Linked DNA regions of Homo sapiens: region 1 is linked to region 2. Evidence: chromatin loops called from intact Hi-C (ENCODE). Cell type or tissue: K562. All regions are shown on one strand. Links, peaks and the distances in the headings refer to the core of each region. The heading gives the core; the rest is flanking DNA. Region 1 overlaps RYR1 (ryanodine receptor 1). Region 2 overlaps RASGRP4 (RAS guanyl releasing protein 4).

Evidence for each region. A loop is a pair of places that touch in the nucleus more often than their neighbours do. Peaks named below come from ENCODE experiments on the same cell type or tissue, not always from the same donor. Only the 100,000 strongest peaks of a DNase experiment are listed, where the experiment ranks them.
Region 1: it touches region 2 in a loop (4-fold over the local background); 31 of 110 quality-filtered maps call a loop at or near these places.

Annotation. Positions count from the first base shown.
Region 1 is chr19:38,505,225-38,509,604 of GRCh38, reverse strand. It overlaps RYR1 (ryanodine receptor 1), which reads right to left. Exons shown (of 106, transcript NM_000540.3): 53 at 4,207-4,296; 54 at 3,659-3,799; 55 at 3,228-3,302; 56 at 3,059-3,134; 57 at 2,653-2,776; 58 at 1,778-1,893. Among named protein-coding and RNA genes, the nearest start is that of RYR1, 74 kb to the right of the region's middle. RefSeq lists a silencer at 2,175-2,304 and an enhancer at 3,216-4,380. In K562, for the core only: no CTCF peak of the experiment used is centred there; a DNase peak (open chromatin) is centred at 2,504; H3K4me3 peaks cover 559 bases.
Region 2 is chr19:38,411,200-38,415,530 of GRCh38, reverse strand. RASGRP4 (RAS guanyl releasing protein 4) reads left to right here. Exons shown (of 17, transcript NM_170604.3): 9 at 408-683; 10 at 2,057-2,137; 11 at 2,234-2,338; 12 at 2,482-2,600; 13 at 2,715-2,859; 14 at 4,150-4,186; 15 at 4,282-4,331. Among named protein-coding and RNA genes, the nearest start is that of FAM98C, 10 kb to the right of the region's middle. In K562, for the core only: no CTCF peak of the experiment used is centred there; DNase peaks (open chromatin) are centred at 410 and 2,390; H3K4me3 peaks cover 491 bases.

The sequences.
Region 1 (4,380 bases), core at 66-4,065, 94 kb before region 2:
TGGCAGGCGCCTGTAGTCCCAGCTACTCGGGAGGCTGAGGCAGGAGAATGGCGTGAATCTGGAGGCGGAGCCTGCAGTGAGCTGAGATCGCGCCACTGCAGTCCAACCTGGGTGACAGAGCAAGACTCCGTCTCAAAAAAAAAAAAAAAAAAAATAATAATAATAATAATAATACTGGCTCCAATTATTAAACACTTGCTATGTCCTTGGCACTGTGAGACATGTCATCCTCACACAGTCTCCTTACAACTTGGAGGTCTGTGCAGTTGGTTCCCAACCCCCATTTTTCAGATGAGGAAACTCAGGTGAAGTAACTAACCCCAGGTCACCCAGTAAGTAACAGAACCATGGCTAGTTATGGTGAACATATGCCCATATCACAGGTGAGGAAACTGAGGTCTAGAGAGGGAAGGGAATTGTCAGGGGGATGTGCAGCACTGAAGCTCAGCAGGCAGGCTTTGAGGTGAGACGTGACAGCGAATCCTGCTCTGCCACTCACCTGGAGGGAATTTGGGGGTTCCTGAGGGTAGCTCTCAAGGGGAATGCTGGGGGGGGTCTCTAAGGGAAACTGGAGGGGATTGTAGGGCCTAGCTGTAATTCTTAGTGGCCTGTAAGAGGCACTGGGGGGCACCCCAGCAGCCTCAGCCTTCAAAATAGATCCAGAAATCTGCCCAGTTCTCACCCTTTTCGGCTCCTGTCCCCACCCCAGTCAAGCCAGAGGGACCCTGTGAACACCAGAATTATGGATCACGTCCCTCCTCGGCTCAGCCCCCAACCCCCAACTCCATCTCATTCCAGGTAAGGTCAAAGTCCTCATCACAGCTTGCAAAGCCCTGCATGATCTGCCCCAGTCACCTCTGTGACCTCGTTTATCTCACCGTCCCCCTCGATGACTCTGCTTCAGCTACAGGGCATCCTGACACTCACACCAGGGACCTCTCAGGGCCTTTGCACTCGCTGTTCCTTTGCCTGCAAGGAACAGATGCCCCCAGAGGTCCACACAGCTCCTCTCTGACCTCCTTCATGGCTTGCCTCAGATATCACATTCTCATCAAAGTCTTTCTGGAACACCCTATTTAAAATTACAACTGGCAAGCCGGGTGCGGTGGCTCACGCCTTTAATCCCAGCACTTTGGGAGGCCGAGGCGGCAGATCACGAGGTCGAGAGATCGAGACCATCCTGGCCAACATGGTGAAACCCCGTCTCTACTAAAAAATACAAAAAATTAGCTGGGTGTGGCGGCGCCCGTGCCTGTGGTCCCAGCTACTCAGGAGGCTGAGGCAGGAGAATCGCTTGAAACCAGAAAGCAGAGGTTGCAGTGAGCCGAGACCGTGCCACTGCACTCCAGCCTGGGCAGCAAGATCGAAACTCTGTCTCAAAAATAAATAAATAAATAAAATAAAAAATAAAAATAAAATAAAATGAAATAAAATAAAATTACAACTGGCTCCACACTCCCAATCCCCTCTACCTGGCTCTATTGTTTTCTTCTTCCCATAACACTGATCACCTTCTAACACTAAACGATTTAGTTATTTATGATGCTAATTGCCTGAATCCAACATAGGAGTAGTTGCAGGAGAGCAGGGGTCATTTGTCATCTTCACTGCTGTACCCCAGCATCTAGAACAGTGTCTGGCACATAGTAGAAGCTCAATAAACATCAGATAAGGGGAGGACGGATTGAGTGCATGAACAGGTGTCCTAGGTGAGTCTGGTCTGCAGAACTGGTGTCTGCAGGTGGGGCGGGCATAAGCGGGGGGTATTTCTCCGTACCCAGGTGGGCAATGAACTCCTGAGAAATGTCCATCCAGCGCAGCAGCTGCTGCAGGAAGCCAAAGGCAAACCGCTTTTCAATGGAAGACGAGTCCAGTTCCATGTCCTTAAGGCCTCTGCATGGAGATGTGGAGAGAAGGATCAGCCCAGACGCCGGCCCTACAGTTTCCCACCCTTCTCAGGTCCGCCTCTGCTCCTGCTGGCCCCGTCTCTATCAGCTTTGGCTTCACCCCAGGTTGGGGCTCCACTCTGAGTCCCCCATGCCCCACCCCACTTAGCCTTCTCCCCTCTCTGGCCCCACCTCTGTTCCCCAGGGCCGGCCCCTCTCAGCCTCCTCCCCTTTGGCCCCACCTCTGTTCCCCGGGCCCTGCCCTTCTCAGCCCTTCTCTCCTCTTTGGTCCCGCCTCCACTCACCAGTCCCCGCCCCTCTGTACCTCCCCACCCCTCTCTGGCCCCGCCTGTGCTCCCCAGCCCCCGCCCCTCTCAGCCTCTTCCTCTTTGGCCCTACCTCTGTTCCCCGGGCCCCACCCTTTTCAGCCTTCTCTCCTCTTTGGTCCCGCCTCCAATCACCGGTCCCCGCCCCTCTCAGTCTCCTCCACTCTCTGGCCCCGCCTCTGCTCCCTGGGCCCCGCCCTTCTCTTCCTCCTCTCCTCTCTGGTCCCGCCTGTGCTTAAGCCCCGCCCATTTCGAACTCCTCCCCATCTGGCCCCGCCTCTGTGTCCAGGCCCCACTCCCTTAGCTCCTCCCCTCTGGTTCCATCTTTGCTCCTCAGGCCCCGTTCCTCTCGGCTCCACCCCTCTCTGGCCCCGCCCCTTCCAGCCTTTGCCGGGTGTGTTCTGCCTGCTGCTCTTCCGCGGGAGCCCCAACCCGCGTGCCTTGTAACCGCGTAGCCATTCATCTGCAGGAATTTCAGTAGCTCCTGGGCCTTCTCTCGATCTCGTGCCTTCTCCTTGGCCGTGAGCGTGTCGTAGGGGACCAGCAGGGGGTGGGTCCCACCGCCTGGGGAGGCAAAGACCAGAAATCAGGGCTCTGGGGAAGACCCGGGCCACTCTCACTGAAGTGGTTCCTGCAGTGCCCGGCATGCGTAATTATGGTGATAAAGAAGATACGAATAACGGAAACATTGCTTGCTGGTGCTCATCTCATTACCCCATGGTGGTAAACGCTGTTATTATTCCCATCTACAGATGGAGAAACCGAGTTTCAGGGGCATGAAGGCAATCAGCAAAACCACACGGTGAATCCACGGGGGTAGCGTGGGGGCGGCATGGGCGCCCTCACCTTTGGCTTCCAGCTCCTGCTTCTTCTTCCGTCCCCACGTGTTGTGGTAATTTTCTGCCAGTTGTTCTGCCATGGCCTGGGAGTGGATGCAGAGTCAAGGGCTAGATTCAGAGGATGCCAGCCCCCCCAAAGACACCCTATGTCCCCCCAAAAGGATCAGGGCTCTCACCTGCAGCTCCCGGGACAGGGTAACAGCACTAAGGTCGGGGGGCTGAGGGTTGTAGCCTTCTCGAGGATCATAGGTCTGAGAGGACAAGGGGAAGATGGGAGGTGGGCTGATGGGCTAGCAGGAAGCCCAGGCCAGCCCCTCCCCAGGCCCCACTAGTCCATTCTACCCCCTCCACCCTCCCCTGGCTCAAGACCCCTTGTCCTTTCCTTAAGGCCCTGTCTCTAAACCACCCCATCCTTCTCTCCTCTGCCCTTTGCAGTTCTTCAGACCCCTGCCCTCTCCTTTCCCAGATCTCAGGTTTCTGCACCCCTCTTGCCCCACCTACCTCCCTGGGCCCCTCTCCTCTCCATCCCTTCCCTGTCTGGCCATGCCCCTTGTTCTAGACCCTCCCCCCATCGTGCCCCTGCCCTCCACCCAGGCCCCGCCTTCACCTGGGCACTTTGTGATATCTTCCGCGTTTTTTTCTTTTCCGTCTTCTCCTCCTCACCCTCCCTGGCCTTCTCTATCGTCCATTCCCAGGCAATCATGGCCTTCAGGGACTCCTTGATGGGCCAGCGGTAAATCTCTTTGTCCTGGGGTGGACAGGAGGGTGGGGAGTTGGTGGAATGGGATGAGAGAGGGGTGGAGGAAGGACCCCAAAGGAGAAAACCCTGACCATGTGGCTAGGCAATGGTCCAGTCTGGATTCCAACTCAAGTCTCTTACCTGCTCTGTAACAGAGCCTCCCAAACCCAATCTCCTTATCCCATTAGACACTTGAGTCTCCGAGAAGTCTTACTACAGCCAAGGAATCAAACCCACTCTCTCGGAGTCTCTACCCACTCTACCAAGTTTGAGAGAAGGCAAAGTCCATGAATGGGGAGACCTAACCCACAGATCCACCTAGATGCAAACATGTGAAATTGCCTCACTCCTCCCCGAATCCTCAAATTTGGGGGTTTCATTTTGACCCTCAATGCTGGGCCCCAAGGCCTGGTCACCTTCTCTGAAAAGGTCTTGTAGGGCCTCAGCATGGGGTGGGTCTTCAGCTCCTCGTCTATGTTCTCTCCATAGGACCAGTTGTTCTGGATCTAGAGATGGAGGGGAGGCAGGGTGAGGGGGAGGCAGCAGTTGGGGACACACGGGGCGACCCTGGAGGAGCCGAGGACAGAGAA
Region 2 (4,331 bases), core at 332-4,331:
GTGGTGGCTCAATGCCTGTAATCCCAGCTTCTTGGGAGGCTGAGGCAGGAGAATCGCTTGAACCCAGGAGGTGGAGGTGGCAGTAAGCCGAGATCACGCCACTGCACTCTAGCCTGGGCAAGACAGCAAAACTCCATCTCAAAAAAAAAAAAAAAAAAATCAAAAAGAAAGAAAGATAAAAGAAATCATTTTAGCCAAAGAATGGGGGATTGTGGAACTTCTCTGAGATGGGGACCCAAGAGGAAGAGCAGTTTGGGGGAGATGCTGAGACCGGCATGGGATATGGAAGGGCTCCAGAGGTTTCCACAATGCCACTGGGTCCCTGAAGGCCTAGAGCCCACACAGGAGGCTGCTCAGGGGATGGGACTGTCCTGATAACGCCCCAATCCCATGTCCCTCCTCCCCAGGCCCTCCTGGAGCTCACTGAGCTCCTTGCCTCCCACAACAACTACGCCCGCTACCGCCGCACCTGGGCTGGCTGCGCGGGTTTCCGGCTGCCTGTACTGGGCGTGCACCTCAAGGACCTGGTGTCCCTGCATGAGGCACAGCCCGACAGGTTGCCTGACGGCCGCCTGCACCTACCCAAGCTGAACAACCTCTACCTGCGGCTGCAGGAGCTGGTGGCCCTCCAAGGGCAGCATCCACCCTGCAGCGCCAATGAGGATCTGCTGCACCTGCTCACGGTGAGCCCCCCTGGCCCCGCCCAGGCTGGGCTTCCAAGGGTACTGAGATATAGGGTCCTGGGTGTGTGAGTGTCTCCAGGACCAGGATAGAAAAGTGCTGGAGTGCATGGGTTTTGAAGCCAGAACTTCTAGGTTTTTTTCTAGCTGCGTGATCTTGGGCAAGTCACTGAACCCTTAAGCCTCAGTTTCCTTATCCACAAAATGGGAATAATAAAAGGACCCAGCCGGGCGCAGTGGCTCACGCCTGTGATCCCAACACTTTGGGACGCTGAGGTGGGCAGATCACCTGAGGTCAGGAGTTCGAGACCAGCCTGACCAACATGGAGAAACCCCGTCTCTACTAAAAATACAAAATTAGCCAGGAGTGGTGGTGCGTGCCTGTAATCCCAGCTACTTGGGAGGCTGAGGCAGGAGAATTGCTTGAACCCGGGAGGTGGAGGTTGCAGTGAGCTGAGATTGCGCCATTGCGCCATTGCACCCCAGCCTGGGCAAGAAGAGCGAAACTCCTTCTCAAAATAAATAAATAAATAAAAATAAAATAAAATAAAAGGACCCACTTCAGAGGGTGGTTGAGGAGAGACAGCCAATGACATCGTTCAAAGAATGTCTTTAAGACAGTGTCTAGCCGGGCGCAGTGGCTCATGCCTCTAATCCTAGCACTTTGGGAGGCTGAGGTAGGCGGATTGCCTGAGGAGTTTGAGACCAGCCTAGGCAACATGGTGAAACCCCATCTCTACTAAAAATACAAAAAATTAGCCTGGCATAGTGGCACACGCCTGTAATCCCAGCTACTTGGGAGGCTGAGGCATGAGAATCGCTTGAACCTGGGAGGCGGAGGTTGCAGTGAGCCAAGATCGTACCACTACACTCCAGCCTGGGTGACAGAGCAAGACTCTGTCTCAAAAAACGACAGTATATGGAGCAGAGTGAGCTCTGTATTCTATTTAAGTAACATGTTTTTTCCCCACTTCCTCCAATGACTCAAGTATCCATTGATCTGAGCTCTGGAATTGCTTTGGGGTTCACATTCTTAAACTCCAAGGTTCTGAGCTTCTCATGCTGATAGCCCAAAATCTCAAGCTTTGACATATCCAAGAATCTAAGCAAAAGGCTACTAACAGTTATTGATCATTGACTGTGTGCCAGGTACCTCATTCCACCTTACAACCCTATGAGGTCGGGACCCTTACTGTGCCCATTCTGTAGATTGGGAAACTGAGGCCCAGAGAGGTGAGGTCCCTTGCCCACTGTCCCACAGCAGTAATGCCAGGATTTGAACCCAGGAGGGGCTTTGGGAAGAGCCTGCGAGTGGGTGTGGGGGTCTGGGGCAGGGCTATAGATGGGAGGATCCGTAACACCCCTGTCTGCTCCAGCTCTCCCTGGACCTCTTCTACACGGAAGACGAGATCTATGAGCTTTCTTATGCCCGGGAGCCGCGTTGTCCCAAGAGCCTGGTGAGACCCAACCCCTGGCCTCGGACTCCCCCAATTACCTCGAACCCCCCCTAAGCCTATGCAGTGACTAACTGTGCTCCTCTGTCCCCGCCCCAGCCACCCTCCCCCTTCAATGCACCTCTGGTGGTGGAGTGGGCCCCTGGTGTGACACCCAAGCCGGACAGGGTCACACTGGGTCGGCATGTGGAGCAGCTGGTGGAGGTAAGGAGGGGAGGGTGGCCCGGCCGCCAGCAGCCAGGAGGGAAGACATCTGTAGAACCCTGAGCCTGGAGGTGGGGACTTATGGCCATGGGGATCATATTTCGACAACTGGGCCTTATCTGCTTCCCCACACTCCTCTGAAGTCTGTGTTCAAGAATTATGACCCTGAAGGCCGAGGAACAATCTCTCAGGAGGACTTTGAGCGACTCTCGGGCAATTTTCCCTTCGCCTGCCATGGGCTTCACCCACCCCCACGCCAGGGGTAAGTGGTTGTGACTCCTGGATCCTCCGAAGATGAGGACACTGGGGTTGCCTGGACTCCTGGGTCTGGAGGACGTTGGGGCAGGTCATGCTGAGGCTCAGTTTCTGCCCCCAGGAGAGGATCCTTCAGCAGAGAGGAGCTGACAGGGTACCTGCTCCGGGCCAGCGCCATCTGCTCCAAGTTGGGCCTGGCCTTCCTGCACACCTTCCATGAGGTCACCTTCCGAAAGCCTACCTTCTGCGACAGCTGCAGTGGCTTCGTGAGCACCCCACCCCATCACCACCCTTAGGTTCCATCTGTCCTGAAGCCGGCAGTCCGCAAACCCCAGATAACCCCCAAATTCCAGAAATCCTCCAGCTTCAAATCATCCTGTTTCATATAAACCCTAAACACCAGACATTCCCTATATCCTGGATAATCTCCAAATGCCAGATAATCCCAAAATCCCAGATAATGTCCACCCCAGACAATTGCTGAACCATGGATAATACCTAAAACTCTAGATAGGAGGCCAGGAGTGGTGGCTCACGCCTGTAATCCCAGCACTTGGGGAGGCTGAGGTGGGCGGATTGCTTGAGCTCAAGAGTTCAAGACCAGCCTAGGGAACATAGCAAGAGAGACCCCGTCTCTACTAAAAATACAAAAATTAGCTGCATGTGGTGGTGCATACCTGTGATCCCAGCTACTCAGGAGGCTGAGGCACGAGAATTGCTTGAACCCAGGAGGTGGAGGTTGCATGAGCCAAGATCGCAGCACTGCACTCCAGCTTGGGTGACAGAGCGAGATTCTGTCTCAAAAACAACAACAACAACAACAACAACAACAACAACAACAACAACAACAACAAACCTGGATAATCTCCAAACCGGGTAGATTATGTTCAAACAGAATCATCCTCCAAATCTCTAGACTCCAGATCATTCAAACTCTGAATAACTTCCAAATTCAAGAGATCCTCAAACTCTGGCTAGTGGATCAATCTCTCAACCTATAACCCGAGACTAATTCACAAACCTTGGATTACTTCCCACATTCATTTATTCATTCATGAAATATTTACTGAGCACCTCCTGTGTGCCAGGTAATCCTAGGCCCTGGGGTTACAGCAGGAATACAGCAGACAACTCTTGCCCATAGAATTTGCATTTTAGTAACTCTAAATTTTACCTAAATCTAATATCTGAGGTGATTATCTAAACTTGAGATAATCTCCAAGTTTCCTTTATTTATTTTGTTAAGAGATGGGTCTTGCTCTATTACCCAGGCTGGAGTGCCGTGGTACGATCATGGTTCATTGCAGCCTCCAATCCTGAGCTCAAGCGATCCTCCCACCTTGGCCTCCCAACCTCCCACCTTGGCGTCTCAAAGTGCTGGGATTACTGGCATGAGCCACTGTACCCCACCCACATTCCTTTAATTCCAGTTAAATCTCTAGCCTTGAGAATTTCAAAACCTGGGTAGCTTCCACACTTCCACTCCCCAGCTGCCCTGCCAATCCACAGCCCTCCCTCTCCTAGGATGGGTAACCTTTTCTCCTTTCTCTTCCCAGCTCTGGGGTGTCACCAAGCAAGGCTACCGCTGTCGGGGTGAGTGGGGTGTCAGTGAGTGGGAGGGAAGCCTTGGCCCGCAGGCTGGAAGAATGGATGACACAGATCGGACCCCTGCCGCTGCCTTCCCCCAGAGTGCGGGCTGTGTTGCCACAAACACTGCAGAGACCAGGTGAAGGTAGAA